Regions from separate parts of the Mus musculus genome. Here regions 2 and 3 are each linked to region 1. Evidence: chromatin loops called from intact Hi-C (ENCODE). Cell type or tissue: heart. All regions are shown on one strand. Each heading gives the region's core, and the rest is flanking DNA. Links, peaks and the distances in the headings are about the cores only.

Region 1 (11,280 bases), core at 4,860-7,359:
GTAAGATGGAAACGTAGAGTAATTTTGATTTGCATTTCCCTGATGGCTAAGGATGTTGGACATTTCTCTAAGTGCTTCTTGGCCATTAGAGATTCCTCTGTCATGAATCTTCTGTTTAGATCTGGACCCCATTTTTAAATTAGGTTGTTTGGTTTGTTGCTGTTTAGCTTCTTGACTTCTTTATATATTTTGGATATCAACTCTCTGTTGGATATGGGGTTGGTGAATATCTTTTCCATTCTGTAGGGATTTTTTTTTTTGTTTTGTTCTGTCCTTTTGACGATGTCCTTTGTCTTATAGAAGCTTTTCAGTTTCATGAGTTCCCAATTATTAATTGTTGATCTTAGTGCCTGAGATGCTGGTGTTTTGTTCAGGAAGTTTTCTCCTGTGTGCTAATGGATTGAGGCTATTCCCCACTTTCTCTTCCATCATGTTTAGTGTATCTGGTTTAATGTTGAGGTGTTTAATCTACTTGGACTTGAGTTTTGTGTAGGGTGATAAATATGTATCCACTTGCACTCTTCTTCACGCAGACACCCAATTAGACCAGCACCATTTGTTGAAGATTTGTTTCTTTTTTTCCATTGTATAATTTTGAACCATTTTTTTTATTAAAATAAAACAAAGGTACAATGGGCAATGGGAAAGCACATCAGCCAAACAGTATTTTTAAATAACTGTTTCCATTTCTCTTTGATCTTTTATGATCTCTTAACTGGATTTCAGAGATCAATGTTTTTTAATTTTAATGTTTTTACACTAAAACCATATTTTGTAAAGTAAGTGATGATCCTAATTTTTGTGTGTAATTTCAGTTACTCTTAAAGTTAAACCAGCTTTATTTTTAGAATTCCTTCTATATTTTATATTTGATTAGAAGTGGACAAAGATATGCAATAAGACATATCTGAAGATATGTCCCTCATACAAGGTCATCGATTTCCTGAAATTATTTCTGCTTTTATTTATATTCTATGATTTATTGAAAGTATGCAGCTTTGGTTATACTATTCTTATGAATTTCCTCTCCAAGGAGTAGTTTTAACGTTATGAATGTGGTATTGTCCTGCCATTCTCACAAATCTTTAATATTGCAAAAACCGATCAGGCAGTCTGGAGACATCAGATACTTTCCTTTCTAGACAGAAAGGGGAAAATGTCATGTAAATGAGGGTTCACTGGTGCACCGGTTCTTTATGCCTTACAGCATTCATTTCTTTTTTTATATTGATGATTCTTATATCCATGGAGATCTCTCCATCTATCTGATGTTTAAAGAGATATAGATAGATATATTTTGTATCTATCTATCTATCTATCATATATATATGCACATACACACACATATATATATATGTACATATATATATGTATGTATGTATACCACATGCACACACACAAACATACACACATTGTTTAAACAGTCTGTACTTGGAAACCATCTTCATGAATCCTGAAATCTATGCCTATAGAAACCAAACATATCCCTAGTTTTCTTTGAGCCCTCTTTTTTGTTGTTGTTGAATAACATTTGTTACTATTATATAAAACCATATGCTCCAAATAAAAACACTTTTAACTTTCTGGAAGATTTTCAGTTATTCAAACATATATATATATGCCACAATCTTTCTTTTTAAAGTCATTTTCTTGAAGTAGGAACATTCATGGAAAAATGCATAAAGAATAGTAAAGATTATATAAGCAGCAAATGTTGGGATGTGGCAGAATAGGAAGGCAATAAAAGGGAATCAAAATGAATGCATTAGAGCTGGGACAGTGCCTTGGTGGGGACATGAGTTGCTATGGAAGCCTGGGGAGCCGAGTTCGGCTGTCCAGCACTCAGGTAAAAAGCTGGGTGTGGCCACACCTGTGCCTGTAACCAGCCAGCACTGTGGGGAACTGAGACAGGAGGATCACTAGGGTTTGTTGGTGGGTGAACAATCTAGCTCAAAGTATAGTGACATAAACGGTCTCAAAGAAATATGGCAGAGAGTGATAGAGCAGGGCTTCCACCTTCAAACACATGTGTGCATGCACCACATACATACAACATATACATGCGTGTGTGCACAAACACACATACACATACACGCACATGCAAACGCGCACACACACACATGGCATGTGAAAAGCCAGTGACAGAAGGAAAGACTGGAAACCTACTACTACTATCAAGAGACAGAACATGCATGTTAGGTGTTATGGCTACCCTTGCTTGTGAACTTAACTACATATAGAATTAACTACCCCCCCCCCAAAAGATGGAGGGCACACATTTGAGGGATTTTTGATTAATATGAAGTAGGAAGATCTACTCCTAATCTGTATCTCTGAGGTAGGCAATTGTGACTTTATTGGAGATCTTGAGTTGGGAGGACAAACCTTTATTCTAGACCATTTGAAATGCTGGCAAAACTCACCTCTAATCTGGGCCACAACTTCTGCAAGGACATGGGAAAGGGAAGGTTTTGCTCTTTGCCTGCTTGCGCTCACCTTGCTAGCGAGTCCATGCCTTCACTGGCATTAGAGACTACTTCTTTGGGATTCCAGAATGTAATGAAGACCAGCTGAGCCATCCAGTCTTGTGAGCAACTACTGGATTATTGGATTTTCTAGAGAACCCTGATTAATGCAGTAGGTAAACAAATGCAGGAGAAGGCAGCACTGTGTAAATGACCCATAAAATAGCACTTCTTTTGTAAACTAGAAACACAGAAAACCTGGAAATCTCAGAAGATGCCCTCTGAAACCCACTATCTGCCTAGAACAGGCAGAATTCGGTCTGCTCACACACTAGTGAGCACAGAGGATTGACCTCGGGTCTGAACTCCTAGTCTTACCATATCCCCAATCTTACCTGGCAGAGATCTCTGGGGTCAAACCTGCAAGTAGAAAGTTGATAGCTTCTCTGGTATCAGTTTTCAACTGACAAATAGTATTTGTGACGATGCTTTTGTAAGTTTCTTGTCTTTCAAGGATAAGCAAGTTAATTAATACCTTACCAACCCAAGACTTAAATGATGAGGCTTAAGGTAAAGTTCCCACTGTCAAATTTTAAGGCTCAGCTCTGAATTCCCATTGCAAATTCACAAAATGGGCTTTTGTAAGTCCCCGGACTATAGCCATGGGCATGATAGAAAACAACTCCATTTGCAGCAAGGGTGTTTAGGGGACCCAGCACAAGGGTGACACTTGCAGTTGCCTTGAGCCCAGCTGTGCTGAAATATTAAACTTTAGTAAATCAGGTGAAATTGCAGCTTCCTGGTGGATTCCTAATGTCCTTTCCCTTTTCTGCAGATTGTTGTTAGTATGAATTGTCTGCATGGAAATACAACTCAGGATATTTTCCAAAACCAGGCAACCCTTCTGCTCTCAAGGATAAGTCTGCTGTACCTATTCATTTAAGAGATGGAATAAACTTCTAACTATGTAGAATTGTATCACCACTTCATTTTACTTTAGTTAACCTTTGTTCTTTAATTTGGATTTTTTTGTTATTCTTTGTGTGTGCACACACACATGATGTGTGTGCTTAATTATAGACACATGTGTGCCATTTCCTGTGTATGGAGGTCAGAGGTCAACCATTAGGCATTGGCTCTTTCCTTCCCCAGTAGGTTCAGGGATCCAACTCAGGTTGTTAGGCTTTCAGAGCAAGCACATTATCCCTGATCCATCTTGCTATATCATTTTAGCACTGTTGGAATTAGCCACATTACTCCTATGTGGAATAAGTAACTGAATCCCTAAAAAGGTCCAGTTGTGTAAAAATAGCGCTTTCTTCTTTCTTGATTAGTGACATTTTAACAACAGTGGTGAGCTGTAGAAGAAAATCATATCTATAGTCACATTTATTTTCTGCTTCCCAATCCTTCTCTTTGAGAATAACATTTATTTGAAAGTGGTTTCACTTCATTGGCCATTTACTGATCAACTATGTGCAAACTTCTGATTTGGTTTTAACCAAGTGTTTTTCCAGGAGATACAGATTGGCACCAGGAACTAGAAATCCTTAAATGTGTGTGGCTGGGGGTGGGGGAGCATAGAATGGCAATGGGTATCTTCCGCTATTGCTCTCTATGGTATTTATGAGATAGGGCCTCTCAGTAGTCCTGGTTAGATTGACTGGGCAGAGAGCCCTGGAGTTCTCCCATTCCCACCCCACCTCAGTGTTGTGTAAAATTACAGGCTTGAGCTACCAGACCTAGCTGCCTAGCTATCTATGTGGGTGCTGCAATCTGGGTTTCAGTACTCCATTTTACCCACTGAGCCACTTCTCTGGCTCTTCTAGATATTTTAAATTAAGCTTTCCCCCCAAATGATATAGCATTCAGGTTGCTTTTGGAATAACCTCAGCTGTTCAAAAGTAGAATGAATAATCACAGGAAGTACCTGTGTGACAAATGATGAAGTTTATGCTCTGTTGGTGTACTTCAGGGATCTAGAGTAACAGATAGAGCAGAGAAAGCCTTGCCTAACCTTAGGGGCTAGGGTAGATGATGGACCATGCTTGGACAGCATAGGTTAAGGCTAAAAGAGTTGGGATAGTTTTCTAAAAGAATAATTGGAAAGCCAGATTATATCATCTCATCATTGGCTCATTGTTCTGCATCAGGTGAGGTTCTGATCAATAAACGTGAGTTTACCTAACAAGTGAGATATTCCTCAATATGGTCTGAAGGAAGCATCTTTGTCCTCGTCAGTTACAGCTCTTCATAAATACTCTTGCCTAGGTGGAAGACACAACAACGGATTTTTAAAAATCTGGATGAGTTCAAGGTCAGAGTTACAGCATTGTAAAGTTCATGGTTGGTGGTTGTCCCCTCCCCTCACAAATTAGTGAGAAAGGAAACTCCTGCCCTCTGCGCTCTCTCTCTCTCTCTCTCTCTCTCTCTCTCTCTCTCTCTCTCTCTCTCTCTCTCTCTCTGTGTGTGTGTGTGTGTGTGTGTGTGTGTTGTACATACATGTGTGCGTGCACGTATGTACAGGAACAAAAGCCAGAGGCTGGTATTGAGTGAGGTCTTCTATCACTCTCCACCTTATTGTTTGGCACAGATCCTCCCACTGAACCCTGCCCTAGCTAATTCATCCAACTCAAGTGGGCCATCTCTCCAGCCTCGTGTTGAGGATCAAATCACAGTTGGAGGATAGAGTTTCAACACAGAAACTGGATGTCGACCTATAGCTACGAGAAAAGAAATATTTGAGACAAATAAATGTCAACCATTTACTTGAACAAAGAAGGACTCGTGAATTAGGCAGCACTGGGAAACAGAAGAGGGGATATCTGCCTATCAGTGGGCAGCAAGCTTTTGGTGGGCGGGCACAAAGTCTTAGTAGAGGGATCACCTGATTGGCTACATGTAGGTAACTGACTTTGCGTGGTGTGATGAGTTAGCTGCCTATGATTGGTTGGTGCATTTTTCTCTTATTGGTGAAATTCTCGTGTTCGTTATAATTCCAATTAGGTTCTGGATTAGGCAAGAATTTAAAATCCAGAGATCACCTCCATTGGCAGTAGGCAAATCTGTTTTTCTGAAAAACATTTGGTAAACAATGGTAAACACTTCAGGTTTTGAGAGCTATAGACTCGCAGTCACCACTACTCAATTCTGCCCTTATAAGCAGTCAATCTGTCACACAATCGCATGCTCATCAATAATACAAATTACTGGACACAAAGATGTCCAATAAAACAGTTGTTTTAAAGCAAGCAGAGATGACTCTGGTCAAAGGTGGGTGGACAAATTGCCCTTGAAGATCTCTTGGTAATTTGGTGTCAACTGTCCACGGAACGTCGTGGGAAGGTGCCATGCAATGCCAGTCTACTCAAACGTTACCAAGTTCCTGGCAGCTTTCAGGCACGTGGGAGGATCCAACTGAGCAACCCAGTTTGCAAACTTTTTGAAGTGGGTCCTTTCTGCTCTTCTCTTCAGTCCTCCAGGTTCTAGCTCAGGGCCTCAGCTACATAGCAGAGTCGCAATGTGATTGGGTGGGTCACTTGGGGCCAAGCGCGCACTCGGGCGAAGGTGAGAGCAGCTGAAAAGTTGGAGCCCAATCAGCGCGGAGTTGAGCGCTCATACCCCAACCTTCAGGTGACCCCGCGTGGCGGCGGCGGCAGCAGTAGGCAGAGGCAGCGGCGGCTGCAGCGACCAGAGCCCGCAGCGGCTCCGAGCGCCTCCGGGAGGACAAGCGACGAGCTTGGAGAATCGTCATCCGCTAGCTGTCCGCCAGCTTCGCCAGCTTCGGCGGCCGGGGCTGGCTTGGAAGAAGCGAGCGAGCCCGAACGCGGCTTCTTCGGCTCGGTGCCCAGCAACACTGTTGCAGGCTGGGCTCTGGGCAGCCCCCAGAGTGCGGGCCCGCGCCACCGCCTTTGAACGCTGGGGGTGTGCGTGGCAGCGGCCGCGGTGGCGGCGGCGGCGAAGGCGGTGACCGGAGCGGCGAGTCGGTGCCGCCCGGGCTGCGCTTCGCCCCGGCAGCTTTGGCGGCGAGGACGCCCGTGGCTCAGGATGAGATCGGGGGGCACGCTGTTCGCCCTCATAGGCAGCCTGATGCTGCTGCTCCTCCTGCGTATGCTCTGGTGCCCAGCCGACGCGCCTGCCCGCTCCAGGTAATTCCCCGGCCTCAACTCGCCCCACCTGAAAGGTCCGGTGCGCCCACGCTGTGCTCTGGGTGTTGCTTCCAGGGGACGCCCGGAAAGATCCGGGTGACTGACCACTTTAGACTTTTGACTAAGCAGCTCCTTGAGGGTAGGGTGGAGATCAGGGGTCGCGGAGAGGCGACGCTTGGCCGGATGTCTTGGTTTGAAGTGGAAAGGGACACGTCGGGGTTGGGAGGGCTCCGGATAGTGCCTCTGTGGGCGAGGGAGCTGCAGAGCGGAACCTCCTGAAGAGGTTTCCCGCCAGGCTCCAGGACTCCCCCATTCTACTCCTGGTTTTGTCCTATGGGATTTTTCCTGTCTAACTTCAAGATTAGGGACCCATCCCGGGAGCTGGGGTGCACAAAGATGCTCTGATTACGTCTGGAGTGCAGTGCCCAGTCTGCCAGCCACACTGGCTTCCAACGCGGTGTAATAACTTAGTTTTCTCCCTGGCTGTGCAGGCTGTTGATGGAGGGAAGCAGAGAGGACACCAGTGGTACCTCAGCTGCACTGAAGACACTCTGGAGCCCGACAACCCCGGTACCACGCACCAGGAACAGGTACTAAGGCCACTAGGGACAGATGGACAAGGTCTGGGCAAGACTGCGAGACCCGTGGAACTCACTTGAGCGTTTTGCCTGGATATCTCTGTCTGTCTGTCTCTGTCTGTCTTTGACAGAGAGAGAGAGAGAGAGAGAGAGAGAGAGAGAGAGAGAGAGAGAGAGAGAGAGAGAGAGAGAGAGAGAGACTACGCACATCAACCTTTAAAAACACATCTCTCCATATCGGCTACACTTTCAAAGATGGGTACTGAATTCTGTAGATAAAGGTGTGTGGAAAACCCCAGAGAAGGCACTTGTCTATCTTTACTGAGAGATTTGGTTTGTGGGTTTTGTTTTCTGTTCTTTAAAGTGCATCTGTGTTGAGATCGAAGGAATACAATTCTTCAGTGTGTTTGTCCTGGATGAAAAAGAACTTACATTTCTTCCTTACTGTGGGTGTGTATTAATGTACAGTAATTATTGGATATCTATTATTCTGATTATAGAAATAACACAACTTAATATAGAAAGCCATAGGGGAAATACATAAGAGAATTTAATATTAACTCAGAGCCCAGACCCAGGTATCATTTTCAGGTTAGGACTACTTTATGTCTCTGTAATGTCTATTTCCTATATGTGAAAAGTACATGTGAGATTGTACTTTGTGTTTGTGTGTCATCTTTTTCCCCTAAAGGATCATAGGCCTGAACATGATTTTACCACCTCCCACCAATGTTGCTTGTTACTAGTTATTCACCATCTTAATATTCTGTAGTCTATTTAATAATTTTTTCTTTACTCATTTAAATGCTTTCCTATCTTCATTTCGTTTTGTTTGCTAGGAGACATTCTATTGAGTCTATCTTTGTATGTAAATCTTTATCTTCATTTCAGACTCATTTCCTTAGGAGGACTGATAGGAAGTTGGATTATTAGGTAAAAATGAACGTGCATTTAACGTTCTAAATCACGTTTCTTTCCAATTGCTTCCAAGAAGAGTTGAATCAATTTCTGCTTCCACACGTCCCCGGAGCAGGCTGCATCCTGTTCTGCTTTGTTATAACGATGGCAATTTTGTATACTGCCTCCCCCTCTCTCTTCCTCTTCATCCTTCTGTATATTCTTGGCTCTTGAATCCACCTTAATCTTCTGATTGCATGACTGGACATTGCTTTCCACAAGGCTCTGGGCCTGATCCTCAGAAAGATCTGGAAGTACTTAGAAGAAACTGCACTGAAGAATTATTGCCACAGGTGCCTCATTGGAATTCCCGAGTCTGGTAGGGACACTAGGAAATCCTGGAGTAATAAAACTCTTGATAAAAAGACTGATATGTGCTTGATTTCACCCAACTTTCTTGATTTCATGGAAGGAGTAGCTTTGCTTATGAAATGAGGGTGAGAGGACTTCTGCCCACAAGTCAGTCGTTGAACTATTATTGTTCATTCTGGGGGTTTCCTTTTGAGAAATCCAAAGCACATACTCCTTAGTTCTCTTGTCCCAGGTCTTTCCAGAGGTCACTAATTAATTTTTATTTCTTTGGCATCCTTCCTTTGAAAAATCTACTTGCTATACTTCTTGAACTAATATTGGCAATTTATATTTTTACTGAATATGGTCCATTTTTTAAAAAGATATTCTTTTTGTTTAAACCAGACTGCTGTGTTTGTGACAGAAAAAAAAACCTCTTTGTCCTTTGATCTATTTTATATCTTTCTCATTCATGATTTTTATTATTCATGGAGCAGGGGAGTAAATTGAAATTCACTACTGCTTGGCTATGTAGAGAAACTGGCAGTTTTTTCATGTCTCAGTGGCTGGCCTGCTCTTCCTTGTTACTGATCTTAGCAATATTAAGAGTAGCCATCATCCCTTGAATGCTTCTTGTGTAGCAGACACTGATCCAAGCACTTTATATTTATTAACTCATTTATGCTTTTGAACTGTTAGAAAAAACAGTTCTCCTCATTTTATAGATTGAGAAATTGAAACACACAAGATAATTTCCTGATGTTATAGAGTTGTGCAACCAAGAGTCAAATCCAGGTCACATGGAGCCAAGAGCCTGTTCTCAAACTCCTTTATGTGTACATGCATGTCTGTGGTGTGTGTGTGTGTGTGTGTGTGTGTGTGTGTGTATACTTGTGTGACAGTTTAAGCAACTCTTTCTGATAATATTCATTCTCTCTTAAAGTACACACTCCATGTATCAGATTGCCATTTTTGCCACTTCTTGTTTCTCTAAGATGGCATCTAGATACATAGGTGTAAAGGGGCATGGTATGTCTTAACTCTCCTATCTGCAAAATAACATCCCTTTTCTGCTTGGAGGCCACCCCCTCACCCCCCAGTCACTTTTCTGTTTGATGGCCAGCTTCCTGTCAGTGACCATTGTAAGAACTGCAGCTTCTGACTCTTGTTCTAGATGCTCTTGCTGCAGTCCCAGAGGCCAGAGGGCATCCTGATGCTACCTCTGGGGGATCTGCTGAAGATTTTCTTTCAGCCTGTCCTTGTCTGTCACTAAAATGTTTGCTTTTCTCTGTTGCAGGATATTTGATCATACTGTGAACCCCGAGATTGTATTATTTACTAGAGAAACCTGGTTTTAGTTATGGGTGTTGCTGAGTTCTAGCACGTGTGCTTAATCCAGGAGCCTTTTGGTTACTTTAAACAGGATTAAATGGAATCATAAGTCAAGAGGAGGAGCAAGCCACAGTTGGCAGGGAGTGAGCATAGGCCAAAACCACAGAGAGGAAGAGGAGGACAGGAGGACTAATAGAGAGCCACACAGAAAATAGAAGGAAGGAACATTCTGTTTGAAGGGTTTCTGAGACAGTGTGAAGAAGTTCTCTTTTCTTTTGTGATGTTGTTTGGGGAGGAAGGTCAGCTGGGTGCTTTCTCTGCCTCTTTGAGCCAGCAGGTTGTCACCACAGCATCTGGCTTCCAAGCCTTCACTGGTAAAATCCAATGATTGTTTTTGTTGTTTGTTTGTTTTAAATTGGAGGAGTTAGCAACCCCCTTCTGCCATTGCTACCTCAAACTTAACCCTGTATAGTCCCAACCTTCTCTCAGTAAGTCAGAACCCATGGCTGCCCTTTTCACCCCAATGTAAATACAGCCTTGATTAAAACATAAGCTTTAATGTAAGTTATGGGAAGTAGAGGGAAGGGACTGGGGAAGTGGCTACCCAGTGAGGTGGTTGAATGGGAAAGGAGGCAGGTGTATAAGCGCCCTCTGCAAAGTTCTCTGGTAACTGCAGCAAGATCTGTTGTTTGAAGGGGAAATCTTTTTTTTTTTTTTTTTTTAAGTAAAAACATGCTTTATTTATGAATACCATTTTAATGGTCTTAACTCTAAGGCTAGGCAAATTTCATCACCAAAGATCAGTTCTCCATGTATGATTTTTTTTAATTAGGTATTTTCCTCATTTACATTTCCAATGCTATCCCAAAAGTCCCCCATACCCTCCCTCCCCCCCACTCCCCTACCCACCCACTCCTACTTCTTGGCCCTGGTGTTTTTTTAAGATATTTTCTTCATTTACATTTCAAATGCTATCCCCTTTCCTAGTTTCCTCTCTGAAAGTCTCCTATACGCTCCCCCCTCCCCCTGCTCCCCAACCCACCCACTCCCGCTTCCTGGACCTGGCATTCCCCTATACTGGGGCATATGATCTTCGCAAGACCAAGGGCCTCTTCTCCCATTGATGGCTGACTAGGCCATTTTCTGCTACATATGCAGCTAGAGACATGAGCTCTGGGGGTACTGGCTAGTTCATATTGTTGTTCCACCTTTCAGCTCTTTGAGTGCTTTCTCTAGCTCCTCCATTAGGGGCCTTGTGTTCCATCCAATAGAAGGCTGTGAGCATCCACTTCTGTATTTGCCAGGCACTGGCATAGCCTCGTAAGAGACAGCTATATCAGGATCCTGTCAGCAAAATCTTGTTGGCATATTCGATAGTGTCTGGGTTTGGTGGTTGTTTATGGGGTGGATCCCCGGGTGGGGCAGTCTCTGGATGATCCTTCCTTTGAAGGGAATTCTTATGTCTCCTTTCTCCCTGCTCCCGTCAGTAAAACCTTTGCAGACTGTCCA
Region 2 (11,280 bases), core at 5,420-7,919, 66 kb after region 1:
AAGGGGTGATAATAAAATAAGATAAAACAAAAGCTAACACATAGGAATAGGCAAATCAAACCAAAAGTACTCAAGAAAAGGTAAAGTAATAGTTATAAAAACAGACCCACTCATTCACACACTCAGGAATCCCATAAAAACATTGCACCGGAAGCCAAAAAAGTATATTCAAAGGCCCTGTAGGTAAAAAGAGGAAAAACATGTATAACTAAAATAAACATTTTAAAAAAAGAAAAGGTTATTGGTTGAGTGCAAATATCTGCATCTGACTCTTTCAGCTGCTTGTTGGGTCTTTCAGAGGGCAGCCATGATAGGTCCCTTTTTGTGAGCACTCCATAGCCTCAGTAATAATGTCAGGCCTTGGGACCTCCCCTTGAGCTGGATCCCTCTTTGGGCCTGTAACTGGACCTTCTTTTCCTCAGGCTCCACTCCATTTCCATCCCTATAATTCTTTCAGACAGAACAATTATGGGCCAGAGATGTGACTGTGGGATGGGAACCCCATCCCTCACTTGATGCCCTGTCTTCTTGCTGGAGGTGGGCCCTATAATTTCCCTCTCCCTATTGTCTGGCATTTCATCTAAGATCCTTCCCTTTGATTCCTGAGAGTCTCTCACCTCCCAGGTCTCTGGTGCATTCTGGAGAGTCTCCCAACCTCCTATTTTCTGAGGTTGCCTGTTTACATTCTTCCTTTTGGCCCTCAGGACTTCAGTCCTTTTCCCTCACCCAATACCAGATCAGGTTCCCCTCCCCTTCTACTCCTCCTCCCCATGTCCACTTTCTCTCCCTCCCTCCCCACTTGTGATTGCTTTCTTCTCTCTCCCAAGTGGGACTGAGGCATCCTCACTTGAGTACTTCAGCTTGTTGTCCTTTTTGAGTTCTGTGGACTGTATCTTGGATATTCTGTACTTTTTTTTTTTTTGGCTAATATCCACTTATTAGTGAGTATATACCATGTGCATCCTTTTGGGTCTGAGTTACCTCACTCAGGATGATATTTTCTAGTTCCATCCATTTGCCTGCAAAACTCAGGATGTCCTCATTCTTAGTAGCTGAGTAGTATTCCATTGTGTAAATGAACCACATTTTCTGTATCCATTCTTCTGTTGTGGGACATCTAGGTTATTTCCATCTTCTGACTATCACAAATAAGGCCACTATGAACAACCAATGGACAGAAGCAGCTGACCCCTGTTGTTGAATTAGTGAAGGTGGAAAGAAGCTGAGGAGAAGGGCAATCCTGTAGAATGACTAGCAGTCTCGATTAATGTGAATGCCCCCTCCCACCCAGCCCAAGATCTCTCAAACACCGAACCACCAAACAGACAGCATACACTAACTGATATGAGGCCCCCCAACACACATACAGTAGAGAACTTCCGGGTCTGTGTTCATTCGGAGTTGATGCACCTAATCATCAATAGAATAGAGGCCCCAGGGAGTTTAGAGGTCAGGTGGGGAGCGGGTGGGGGCATCCACTTGGAGACAGGGTGAGGAGGAGGTGTGAGATGTAGAGCAGTTGGAGTGTGGATGGGGGGCGGGGAATGAAATATGGAGTGTAAAAAATAAATTAATTTTAAAAAAAGATTAAAAAAAAAAAAAGACTTGTCATTCGGAGACAAGAAACCTCCAAAGATACATTGAGTTCATTTTGTGTTGGCTGGCCATCTACTGGTCATGCATTCTGTCTGACCTTGAGATAGTCTGTTTCCCTAGTATGATTTCCTTGGAGAAAAATAGAGTTTCATTTACAAGTGGTTATCAGTTGGCATTAGTGGTTGGGTTGGGGATAGGGGCATGTATCCACTTCTTTCAACTTTAGGACACAACTTTGCAGACCCATGTAGGCCCCGTGCATGCTACCCCAGTCTCTGTGAGTCATGTGTTCATGGACCCTGTTCCTTGACATCCTTCTTCCCCTCTAGCTCTTACACTGTTATTGTCTCCTCTTCATCAGGGTGCCCTGAGCCCGGATAAGACCCATCCCATTTAGGATTGAGTGTTCCAAGGTCACTCTCTGCATGATGTCTGGCTGTGGGTCCCTGTATTTGTTTCCATGATGGCTGAGCAAGGCTCTGATCTATGAGTGTATCACAGTATCATTAGGGGTTATTTTACTGTTACGTGCGTTTAATAGAATCATAGAATTTGGTTTTACTATAGGCTCCTGGCCTATCTAGTCTCAAGTTCTTGGTCACAGAAGCAGTGTCAAGTATTGGTTCCATCTCATAGAGTCAGCCTTAATTAGACATTAGGTTTTTGTTTGTTTGTTTGTTTGTTTATTTGTTTGTTTAATTCTTATAAGCTTTGGACCACCCTTGTCCCAGCATGTTGTGACCTACCATTGTAGATCAAACGTTTTGTGTCTGGGTTGGAATTTGTATTTCTCCTGGTACCATGCACTTTACCTTTCTGTACAAAAGACACTAAAATGTAGGAGTGAAGGCTCTGTGTAAGCACCAGATCTACTTCTCCATGTTAAATGAGTTGTGCAGGTGTTGTCTTCAGCAATGGAACCTTGCCATCAGTTTGTAGAGAACAACCTATAGTTTTGGCAATTGCTATGGGAGTCTTTTGGCCAACAACTCAATTAAATATAACAAGATCTAGGCACTGGAAGCTTCATTTGGTGACAAGAGATGTCCGGTAGGGACTCTGTCTTATCCATTATTTGTGATTTCATTTAGATTGCCTTTATATATGGATATATTTCAGGAGACCTCTACTTAGTTATTAGGTTTTCATACTATCACTCAAATGGCCTTTAATTTTAGCTGTCTCTATTTATATTCCCTCTGTTTTTCATCTCTTCCATCCTTTCCTCACTTGGTTCTCCCATTCCAGTACCCTTCCTTCATCCATCCATAACTATCTATTCTGTTTCCTTTCCTATGGAGACTCCTACACCCCCCAGTTCCTACCTCTATACCTAACCTCTATGTTTCAATGGATTGTAGCTTGGCTATCTTGAACTTAACAGCTAATTTACACAATATAAAAGCTAATATATACCACATTTCCCTCACTCAGGATGATTTTTTTCTAGTTCTATCCATGTACCTGTGAATTTCATGATTTCATTTTTTAAGTGGATGAGTAATGTTCCATTGTGTAAATTTTCTGCATTTTCTTTATTCATTCATATGTTGAGGGGCAATTAGTTTGTTTCCAGTTTCTGACTAGTATGAATAGAGCAGTGGAGAACATAGTTAAGCAAGTGGTAAGATGAAGGGACCTTTGGGTATGTGCCCACAAGTGAGATAGCTGGAACACGAGGTATATCCATTTCCAAGTTCCTGAGGAATAGCCACACTAATTTTTATAGTGGATGTATGAGATTGCACTCCCACCAGTAATGGGTGAGTGTGCCCCTTGCTCCAGATCCTTGCCAGCATGAGTTGTCATTTGTTTGATTGACCTTGGATATTCTGATAGGTATATGATAAAATCTCAAAGTAGTTTCCTTTTGCATTTCCCTTATGACTTATGATGACGAACATTTCTTTAAGTATTCTCAGCCATTTGAGTTTCCTATTTTAAGAATTCTGCTTAGATCTATACTCCAGTGGTTAACTGGGTTATTTGTTTGCTTGATTTTTTTGGTGATCATTTTGGAGTTCATTATATATTTTGCATATTAACCCTCTATCAAATGTGTAGCTGGAAAAATCTTTTCCTATTCTATAGACTGCTGCTTTGTCCAATTGTTGGTGTTGAAGGGACTAGTGCATGCCCTGTTTAGAGCTGGGTGCTCAGTTGTTCCTTATTCTCAGCATCTTAAACAACCATGAGTCTATGCATTTACACAGTCATTGTAGAATGAAGCTTCTAATTAAAACAGAGAGTATCATATGCCTATGACTGCAAACATATATGTTTAGAAGTCAGTTTGATATCATATCACCGTATTTAAACACCGGTACAATCTAACCCCTGCATGATCGCCACACTCATGATTTATCACCAGACATGTAGTTCCAGGCGTGATTTCTTGCATGGATCTTGCCCCAAATCTAAGCAAAATGTGGTTGGTTGCACCTATCACTGCAGTGCCACTATTTCCATTGTGGGCACATCTTGGCTGGCAGATTTCTATTATAGTTCATAGAGTTCACAGCTGGGTAAGCCTGCTTATGTTTGTGTTATTCCTCTTCTAGTGACCATGAAATCTAGCCATCAGGTTTATTAGTAAGGTTGCTGTGTTTAGATCCCACAACTCTGAATTATCTTAGTATGATCCTATGGGAGACATTTGAGAACTCTAAGCCTTAGCTATTATGCAAACTAATTTTTGTCTGTAAATATGCAAATTACCTTACCCCTCCCTACCTGGTTTTCATCACATATTCATCACAATATTATTGATTTATAAATGATTGGTACTGTGGATAGCTTTAACTGGGTCCCTTATGAGCAAAATAAAATCATTAATGTATATCATTTTATATATCTACAACAGCTTTGAATTTACAGTTTTGAAAACTGTCTTTCTATGATAGGAATGTTTAAGAGTGCATCTTGATAACTGACTTAATATTGAGGGGTGGCTGATTAATCTTCATTGATGGTAAATGGAAACAGATAAGAGCCAAGTAAACAGAGATGATCTGCAGAATATTTTGCAATTGAAGTTGTCAGCAGTGTTCATGTTTAAAGAATAAGTCTCTATTAATGCTGTTATTTTAAGAGCAGTTCCCATATTTTGAATTAAATGCACAGATTCATGGTTTCTTGAAATTAATATGATTATAAAAACAGCTAGCTATCATACTGCAAAGTCAAATGATATGTGTGCATATATATGCTTGTCTTCCCCAGCAGATGTCTTGCTCCAAGGATACGACCTTATTCACTGTAGTATCTCAAGTGCCTCCTGTCTCCCAGGCACATGGTGTAGACTCCACACATAACTAATGAATGACCAAACAAAGGAAAAGACCAGGATCTGTCTCTCATCTTTGTAGGCACCAAACTACACTTTTATCTGTGTTTGAGTATGAACATGTCAGAAGCAATGCTTGTCACATCCAAGAATGATCTCCAATCCAGAAGACTACTTTGTTAGGGACTGAGAGCAACCAGCTACATGGTGGGCTAGATGCTTGCTATACACATGTCTCTGAAGGAGCAGAACTGATAGAATGAACAATTATTATAAAAGATTTATCAGGTTGGCTTATACCAAATGGACCAGTTAGTCCATCAATGACTGTCTGTGAGCTGCAGAGTCTGAGAAACTGATAAGCTGCTCAGTTCACATCGCTGGAATTCAGTGGTCTCAGTCTGGTGCTAATATCTGGAGAATTCTTGAAAAGCTCCTGTCTTCAGAAGAATCTGGATTCTAATGTTAGCAAAACATGGCAGCAGCAGTAGCAACAAAAGGGTATATGCACAGACTAGCAAGATGCAAACACTGAGGACGGATGACATATCCCCGTGCAACTCTGTATCTTCTGGAAAGTTCTGCCTACTCTCATGGTGGATCTACTCTATTTAGTTCCCCCTTCCCAAGAGCACCCCTTACAGACTGCCCAGAGACATGTCTCTTGGTTGATTTGATTAATCATCACACTTGCTCTTCTCTTTTCAGAAAGCCCGCATGGGGTGGGGAACACACTATAAACAATTTGCTTGCTGAGCTTAGAATTAGGACTCAGGAGATCACCATGGCCTGAATCCAAGAGGCTGGCCAGCCTGCTAGACCCCTCTCCATAGGGTTTTCTGCTGCTGGTCAGCATGGTTTCTGGTCTTATCACTCTTGGATGAAGAAAGGGATATTAAAAATAATTATTTTTAAAAATCCTTATTTGAGCTTTCTGTGTTTAGAAACTATGCTCTGCTGTTTATTAATGCATCCATTCCTCAGAGAGTAAAATTGATTAGACTTTAAGCTTTATGTTGTGGCACCGATTATGTTACCATAAATAGAACTTAGCTGCACTTGCTGTTCCTGAGATTCTTGCATGCCAATTGTTCCTTGGAATGTTTTACTTGGCCGGGGATCTGATTGCATGATTGCAGGTCACACACAGAAGGTCACATTCAGTCTGTTCTTCAGAGGCCTTGGTGGATACTAAGGACCAAAGGCAGAATTCTGCATATTTGTGTAACATTATTTCTTTGAGACAGAGCCTCTGCAGTACCAGAGTCTTACTGTCTATTACCTGGCAAGAGAGAGTACAGTCTCCCAACTTCTTGCTTTCTAGTGAAATCTTGTCAGGTGGACTTGTAAAGTAATCACTTTCAACTCAAGGATGACCTATCAAAACAGAATTTCAAGAAAGCCCAGCATCCACAGGGATAACAATGATAGGCAAAATGCTTGTTTTTGTATCATCAACCCACAGTCTTATTAAAGAGTGCTTCCTCCTTACATGCTGAAAATATGCCTAATGGCTTGTCTGTTGGCACCAAACAAATTCTATTATTAAGTAACAAAGGTGGTCAGAATTCATGGTATAAGACTTGCAGGAAATGGAGAGAAAAGGAAATTTGTACCATTTAGTGGTTAGCAAACCATCGTTAAACTCATAGTCAAAGGCTAGCCAGATAGGTGGCTGATGTTTTAGATATCCCACCAGGAAGTGGGCTACATGTCCCAAAGGGGGATGATTTGGAGCAGAGAAGTGGCATGCTCAGATCAAGTGTTCCTGAGAGACAGACCACTGGGGGATAATGAGAAAGGATGATAGAAATAGAGGTCTGTGGAAAGGTTTGGGGAGAGAAGGCAGGTTTCAAAGGCAGGAGACCCAGAGGCAATGTACAGAAGACCTGTAGCTAAAGACCAGTCATTACTTTAAAGTCACATCAGAAAATGAATGACAGGAAATACCAATACATGCAGAACAGTCTAGAATAAAAAGCTGCAGAAGGGTTGTGACTAGCAGTCAGAAGCTGGGGAGCAAGGAGGACTGTGGGTGAAACCAGATACCCTGAAAGTTGGGAAGCAAAGGCAAGGCACTGAGATCTCCTTTGACATAGTGATGTTTGCTGAAAGCCAGTCAGTGAATTTATAAATAAAGGAAGTGGGCAGCTGTGGCTTGTAATTAGGATGGGCAATGAAGAGAGAGTGAATAGCAAGGTGACATATTTTGCTTTTTATTTCCAGACAGTAGTGAATTGATCGTGGCAATAGTACACAGCCAGAGAGTAAAGATGCTTTCAGAAAACGTAGTAGAGAGGGACCTGGTCACAGAGGAGACAGAGAAGGCTGGGGTGGCAGATACATTATCATCATGTGAGTGAGGAGGTCTTTCTTTTAGTCAGAAGGTCAGGACTGACAGCTACGGATTAATCGCACCCAGCAGCACCGTATCCTCTGAAACGGGCAGCATGATTGAATGAGATGTTAGCAGGGCAGTGAGTGGTCAAGACACTAGAACCGAACGCCTACAGTGGCCACTGAGAGAACTGAGGCTTGAAATAGAGTTGTTAAGGCACATAGAGGGCCGGACCAACTGGACACCATGAATTTGTCAAGTCACCAGTCCTAAGGCATCAGGACCAGGGATATGTATGGTAGGAGCTTTATTGTTTCAGTTGCTTATTTTGCAACAAGTGAGAGGATGTTGGTGGAGGAAGGCATCTAGGGAGCTGGCAGTATGTGGCAGAGGTGGCAAATGCCTCAGATGCATAGTGAGGCAGGCTTGCTCAGGGACAGCTGAGCAAGGATGGTCACCTTTCAGAGAAACGTGGACAGGAAGGACAGTTGGAGTAATCTCAGCTTGCTTGTCTGAGAAGCATTAAAAGCCAACCTACTCCCCAAATTCTAGCATATCTCCAGAGGGAGGATCACAGTGCTATCTAAGATACATCTCCTTGGTGGCAGAGGCTAGAGGCCCTTGGTGTGGAGTTTGGTGATTATTATATAAGCTCATTATTTTCTCTTTGATATAATTTTGTAAGAGGGTTTCATCCAAAAATTGCAATGACCTGGAATTATACAACAGTAAGTACTTGGAAGGGGACAGAAACAGAAATGGTACTTGGAGCTTGCAGAATCTGTTTGTACAGACAGTGCCTAGGAGCCATCCGAATCCTGTTCTGCTTTCTTTCCCTTCACTAACAGCTCAGGTCCCATTGAGAGTTAGTACCAGATGGGTCTTCTCATTATTCATCTTGTTTAAAATGTGCTCCTTGCAGCAGACTGTGATGTCGTTTGCTTCTGTGCCTTTTTCTGTGGCTTGCAATATCCAGTCTGTTTCACCTGTACCCTGGTCCTTTGGGTTGGATCATTCTAACTAGATCCCTGGGAAGGCTTACACATCAACCCACAGTTGACTCATAGCAGTCTCTTGTTTTACCACATTGTATCTGACTCAGAGTCTTTGGCATTCCTGTTTTCCTCATGACTGCCCCTTTCTCCATTCCCGTTAACTTAGCAGAAACTTGCCTCCCAATTGGATGTTAAAGAAGGCTTGCCATTGCATCCCCTCAAGGTTGCATGCTCACCTTCAAGATGGATCTGCTTGCTGGTCATGAGTTTTCCCACCTCAGAGCTACAGACGTTTCTTGTTTTCTTACACCAGAGAAAGGTAGAGGTCAGGAAAGAAACTGAAGATTTCAAGTGAAAAAAAGGGTTGGAGAGACACAGAAGGCAAAGGAAACTAAAAGACTCCTTGCCTGTTCTCTTGGGATTGAGTGACTCCCTGCAGGTAGAGATGTAGGCAGCCTCTATAAGAACAGAATAATTGGCCTAGAGGAATTACTGACTGACATGAAGTCAAGTTCAACAATGAGTTTAGAGCAAGAACTCAACAGATATTTATTGGCTTCTATGTGTCAGGTCTTTTCATACATACCCACCCCCACCCCAGCCCCATTTAATCCTGTTAGCTGTGTTATTGGTAAAAATTAAAGAGAAACTCCCCTGCTGAAGGCTAAGGCCAGACTGAAGCCCAAAGGCAAGGTCATCCTCACTGACTCCAAAGACCCCCTTTGCCTCTTCATCTCCACTCTGCATCAGACACTCTTCTCTAATTTGCACACCGCATGCCTGGTTTATGGCTGGGCAAAGCTATTTTGTTTTTATTAAGAAAGATACTTTCCAGTTTAAGGGAAGGTGTATATGACAGTTCTATTGGTCTCTGGTTGTCACCGGCCCACAATTGAGCATTACAAAGGCATCATAATTCAAAGCACTGCTGGCTGGGTAATTCACTTCATTAACAGTGCTGCCTGGATAAAACACACAACAAATTAGAAATAAACAAATGCTTGGGAGCACGATAATACATTAGACTAGCACAAGAAGTGCTTCTAGAGAGAGGATGAGAGGTGGGAAGGAAGAAGTAGGGAAAGAAATTATATTGGGACTCAGAGTTTGTTTTATCAAATGTATTATTACTGTTATTATTTGGTGAGTGTACATGAGATAGATAAATAGATAGATAGATAGATAGATAGATAGATAGATAGATAGATAGATAGATAGATGGATGGATGGATGGATGGATGGATGGATGGATGGATGGATAGATAGATAGATAGATAGATAGATAGATAGATAGATAGATAGATAGATAGATGATAGATTGTGTGTGTGTGTGTGTGTGTGTGTGTGTGTGTGTGTGTGTGTGTGTGTGATGCTTACATACTGTGAAGGTCAGACAACTTGTGTGAATGTGTTCTTTCAACTGTGTGTTACAAGAACTGAAATCAGGTCACCAAACTCGGAGTCATAGTGCTGGCCGTCGGTGAGATTTTGTGAGCCCATAGGTAACACACACCCAGTACTTTTAGGAAGCCCCTCTGAAAAATATTGTCGACTTATCCATGAACCTATCTTGCTTATCTCTTTACCTTCATGCCCCCTCCTTCTCTATCACCCCTCATGCCCAGTGTATCAAGAAGTCCTGACTCCAGAGAAGATCTCAGATCTGTTTGCTTGTCTTTCCTGGTGGATCCAGGCACAGTGTGTTTACACTATGTCCATGACCCTCACTGTGTCCAGGAGTTAGTTACTTGACATGTCTGTGTCCAAGAGATTTGTTATATCAGAGAGTCAGATAATAACATGAGTGTGCCCATGGAGCTCATTAGTGCAAGACGCCATTGCCTTTGTCCTAATGCTGATTTTTGGTTTGCTTGTATTCCACCTCTGATTTTCTGAGTTCATAGAAACCAACATGTGGGGCTAACATATCAGAAGTATTACAACAATCAGAAAGCAGATACACCTGTGTTCTTTATGGAGAAAACATTAATTTCCTGTGTCTCTAGGCTTCTTACCCAAGACAGCTCTTCTTTTTTTTTAAAGGCTATTTACACGCAATGATTAAAATCAGTTATTTATTATAAATACTAACCTGAAAATACAAAAATGCAAAAATGGAAATAAAAAGCCTTCTGCATGGATTTTTTTTTTTTAGTTTAACTTCATTTTTAAATTTTAGATCTATCAGAGGTAACAATATCAATTTCGTTTCCCAGGGAGAAATTCAATAAAGGAATAAAATCCAAGCTTCATTTGGATACAACCCCTTATCAATTAAATCTGATTTATATTAATAATATCTTACATACTTTGATATTAAATCATTTTTTCCAATCTTTTTCCTGAAACAGCACATATCTGGATGAGAAGACAACCCAAATAACAGAGAAATGCAAAGATCTGCAATATAGCTTGAACTCTTTATCTAACAAAACGAGACGGTAAGTTGCACTCTTCCCAAAGCATATTTGAAATGATTTGGAAAATCAGGCTGGGCTCACTTCAGGCTGGATTTGGCTCTGAGAATGCCCCTCCAGTTGAGGAGGAAGGAGCAGGGACACAGTGCAGATCAAGGTCATGCTCTGGCCGAAGGACTCAGCTTCACTGTCCTAGATCCACATTTATTATGCTCTATGTGTTCTGGCTAAAACTTAAAGCCTGCACACCCTTCTGAAATTTTGATATGTGTTTGAGGCATTATCCTAGGAAAATGTTCCCTTTCACAAAATTTTGCTTACAATTTCAGGTTAATGGTTTACCCCTGGCCCCAGCTGTGGCTCACCCATCACTCACTGACTGGAGTTTATAATCTCATACTTTTCAATGATCCCCTACATCCTCTTCTTCAAACTAGGGAGAAGGCAAACCAACATGTCTAATCTCTATGCAAGGAAGAGGTGTTGGTGGCCCAAGGTTCTGATATCTGGGGTGCTGCTTGGATTGTAGCTGAGAAAATCTAGTAAGACTCTGCCTGTGGAGTGTGGAGTAGTGCTGTGTTTGTTAGCTCCTTAAAGGAGCCTGGGCACATATCTCAAGATGTAGGGGCCTGTTTAACACATACAGGG
Region 3 (2,500 bases), core at 1-2,500, 500 kb after region 1:
ATTACTGTGATACTTTGAATCTTACATGACCCACCAAAGCACAGCCGTTAAGAAGACATGGTTGGTAGCATGGGAGTCAGTTAGGAAGGTAGGTTACTGAGGACACTGCCGTTTGAAAGATACCTGAGTCCCAACCACTCTTTTCTATCTGCATCAGTGCTTCTGTGAAGTATATAACCCCCACCCCCTGTGTGTCCTTCTGTCATGACCTTAACACAGTCCTAGAACAACAAAGCTCTATAACTGTGTTGCTATAGAGATTAGTCGTGCAAAGACTGAGTCCTAGAGACAAAGTATATCTTGAGTTGACTATTATAGGCATTTTGTCACAGTGACACCAAGAAACAAGGCTTCTAGAAGGCAAGGTGTGCCTGAGTTAGTGTTCAGACACTAACTCACCACAGACATGCAGTCCCTGCTCCAGTGTTGTTCAGGGTCTACCCACAGCAAGAGATTTGGTGTTGGCAAGGAACAGAACAGAGAAATAATTTCAGGTTTGATCATACAGGAGGCTAGTAGTCATGCAGTTTGTAACTATATATTCCAATCAGTTACGCTAACTCTTACTTTAATGTGGTTGGATGAATATAGTACCAGCACAGGGCCACCTTCTACCCAGCCCTAGCTTGTCCTTGTCCTGCCCCTCACATCTACCAGTCTCTAACTGACGTTGGTCTTGTAAAGTAAGACCCAGGCTCCTCGGCATGAACTGGGTGGTCTTCCCCGACTCTCTCTCTCTTTTATAGTATGAATCTCCTTGATATTATTTGACAGAATTACCTTTTCTTTTCTTTGGTTTCTTTTTTATATTTTTCCATGCATATTTGTAGATATATCTGTAAACAGCAACACACACACAGACACACACACACACACACACACGCACATGCGCGCACATACGTTTATATTTAGCTCTTTCTTCTCACTATTTTATGAGCACCTTGAAGGTACATAAATGCTCTTATGTCTCTCCATATACACACTACCCAACACAAGCCAGGTACATGATACAAGTGAAAGCTTGTATAGACCACAGTGGTTGTAATGAAACCTCACTTAGCAGAAAAAGTATGTTGTCTTTAACTTGGCAACTCTTCTCTATAAAGTGAGGGTGTTTGACTACAGAACTTCACTTTTCTGTGCTCCTCGTGAATTCATATAGAAGAGACAGCACCATCTAGTGGTCAGTTTTGTTTCATTTTTTAATTTTGAAATTTATCATGTTCATTTTATAACATCAGTGGCCACACTACTCTGAGATTTCTGATCTAATGTGGTTCTGTTATGAACTCATATTCAGGGCTACAGAAACACAGAAAATCATTATTAAAGTACAATAAAAATTAACAACATAGACATAAAAATGAAAACATACTATATTAATTTATTTATTTATTTATTTATTTTTTAGTAAAGTGTTTGAGGGATATACAAATCCTCACTATTTCTTTGGGTGTTTGTAAAAATCTGTGAAAGCCATCAGTAGTTCTGGATGCTAGAGACACTTCTGAGCATAACTCCGTTTCTCTTCCTGTGAAACTCACACTTGTGCAGAGGGGGCGCCCAATCAAAGTAAATAAGCATTACATTGATTGAGTTTCATCACAGTAAAATAAAACAAGATGGTATTGGAGGAGGGCCCCACTGTGTGGGATTAGACTCTCAGGGGAGGTGACATTTGAGTAAAAGGTCTATGACTAGGGATTATCAGTCCTTCAAGAAAGACTATGTCTCCAAGGGAGGAGACTGTCAGAGGCAGCAAGCACTGGGAAGGGAGAGAAGCAACAGCATTGACCAGGGCTTGCAAGTTCTGCATTGGGTACAAGGTATAGTTTTGTAGGAAGAATAGACACATACTCTAGGTCATCAAACACCTGGGCACTACGGTGCAGAACTCTGTGAGTGCTCTGTGCAATTGATCTGTGAGCCATGTTCTGAAGAAACTGTGTCACATGGCATTGATACAATATATTTCGAAAGTGGAACAAAGTGGGGATGCTTATCATGGGAATGGGAGAGTTGAGTATGACTGGAATTTAGACTTGAGCTGTTTATTGAGATAGAGTAGACTCAGGGAGAATATTTTAGGGAAGGGTGATGCTGTGGTGTGTACATATCACTCAAGTACCTGTGGTAGAAATGTAAACCTTATATCCATATGCTAAAGGTATGGGGGGCTTTGAGGTATAACTGGGGTTAGATGAAGTCATGAGAGTGGGGTTCCTATCATGGGGTGAATAGTATCACCCCAGGAGAGGAAGAGATTGCCGAGCTGGCATGCTCCTGATGATCTTCTTAGGATGCTCATATGTTAGAAGGCAAGAAGGCCCTCATCAAAGTCTGCCCCTTGAATTCTGAATGTTCCTCAATCCTCAGAAATATCACAATTAACTTACTTGTGTATAAATGACATGGTCTATGGTACTCTGGTACAGCAACATAAAACAAACCAAGGCATGTGGGTCATAGGGAAGGGTCAAAGCACTTACCAAGAAGCGAG

The links. A loop is a pair of places that touch in the nucleus more often than their neighbours do. Peaks named below come from ENCODE experiments on the same cell type or tissue, not always from the same donor. Only the 100,000 strongest peaks of a DNase experiment are listed, where the experiment ranks them.
Region 2: it touches region 1 in a loop (2.5-fold over the local background); 3 of 42 quality-filtered maps call a loop at or near these places.
Region 3: a loop joins it to region 1, with 2.9 times the contacts of the local background. A loop is called at or near these places in 8 of 42 quality-filtered maps.

The regions. Positions count from the first base shown.
Region 1 is chr2:13,788,677-13,799,956 of GRCm38, reverse strand. It overlaps St8sia6 (ST8 alpha-N-acetyl-neuraminide alpha-2,8-sialyltransferase 6), which reads left to right and starts at 6,437. Exons shown (of 8, transcript NM_145838.1): 1 at 6,437-6,613; 2 at 7,105-7,203. The coding sequence starts at 6,513. In heart, for the core only: a CTCF peak has its summit at 6,346; a DNase peak (open chromatin) is centred at 6,156; H3K4me3 peaks cover 1,582 bases; H3K27ac peaks cover 768 bases; H3K27me3 peaks cover 2,356 bases.
Region 2 is chr2:13,722,819-13,734,098 of GRCm38, reverse strand. It overlaps St8sia6 (ST8 alpha-N-acetyl-neuraminide alpha-2,8-sialyltransferase 6), which reads left to right. Exons shown (of 8, transcript NM_145838.1): 3 at 10,567-10,656. Among named protein-coding and RNA genes, the nearest start is that of St8sia6, 65 kb to the left of the region's middle. In heart, for the core only: no CTCF peak of the experiment used is centred there; no DNase peak of the experiment used is centred there.
Region 3 is chr2:13,289,469-13,291,968 of GRCm38, reverse strand. All of the region lies in intron 60 of Cubn (cubilin (intrinsic factor-cobalamin receptor)), which reads left to right. All of the region lies in intron 2 of Gm13270 (a long non-coding RNA gene), which reads right to left. Among named protein-coding and RNA genes, the nearest start is that of Gm13270, 19 kb to the right of the region's middle. In heart, for the core only: a CTCF peak has its summit at 1,187 (motif pointing left); no DNase peak of the experiment used is centred there.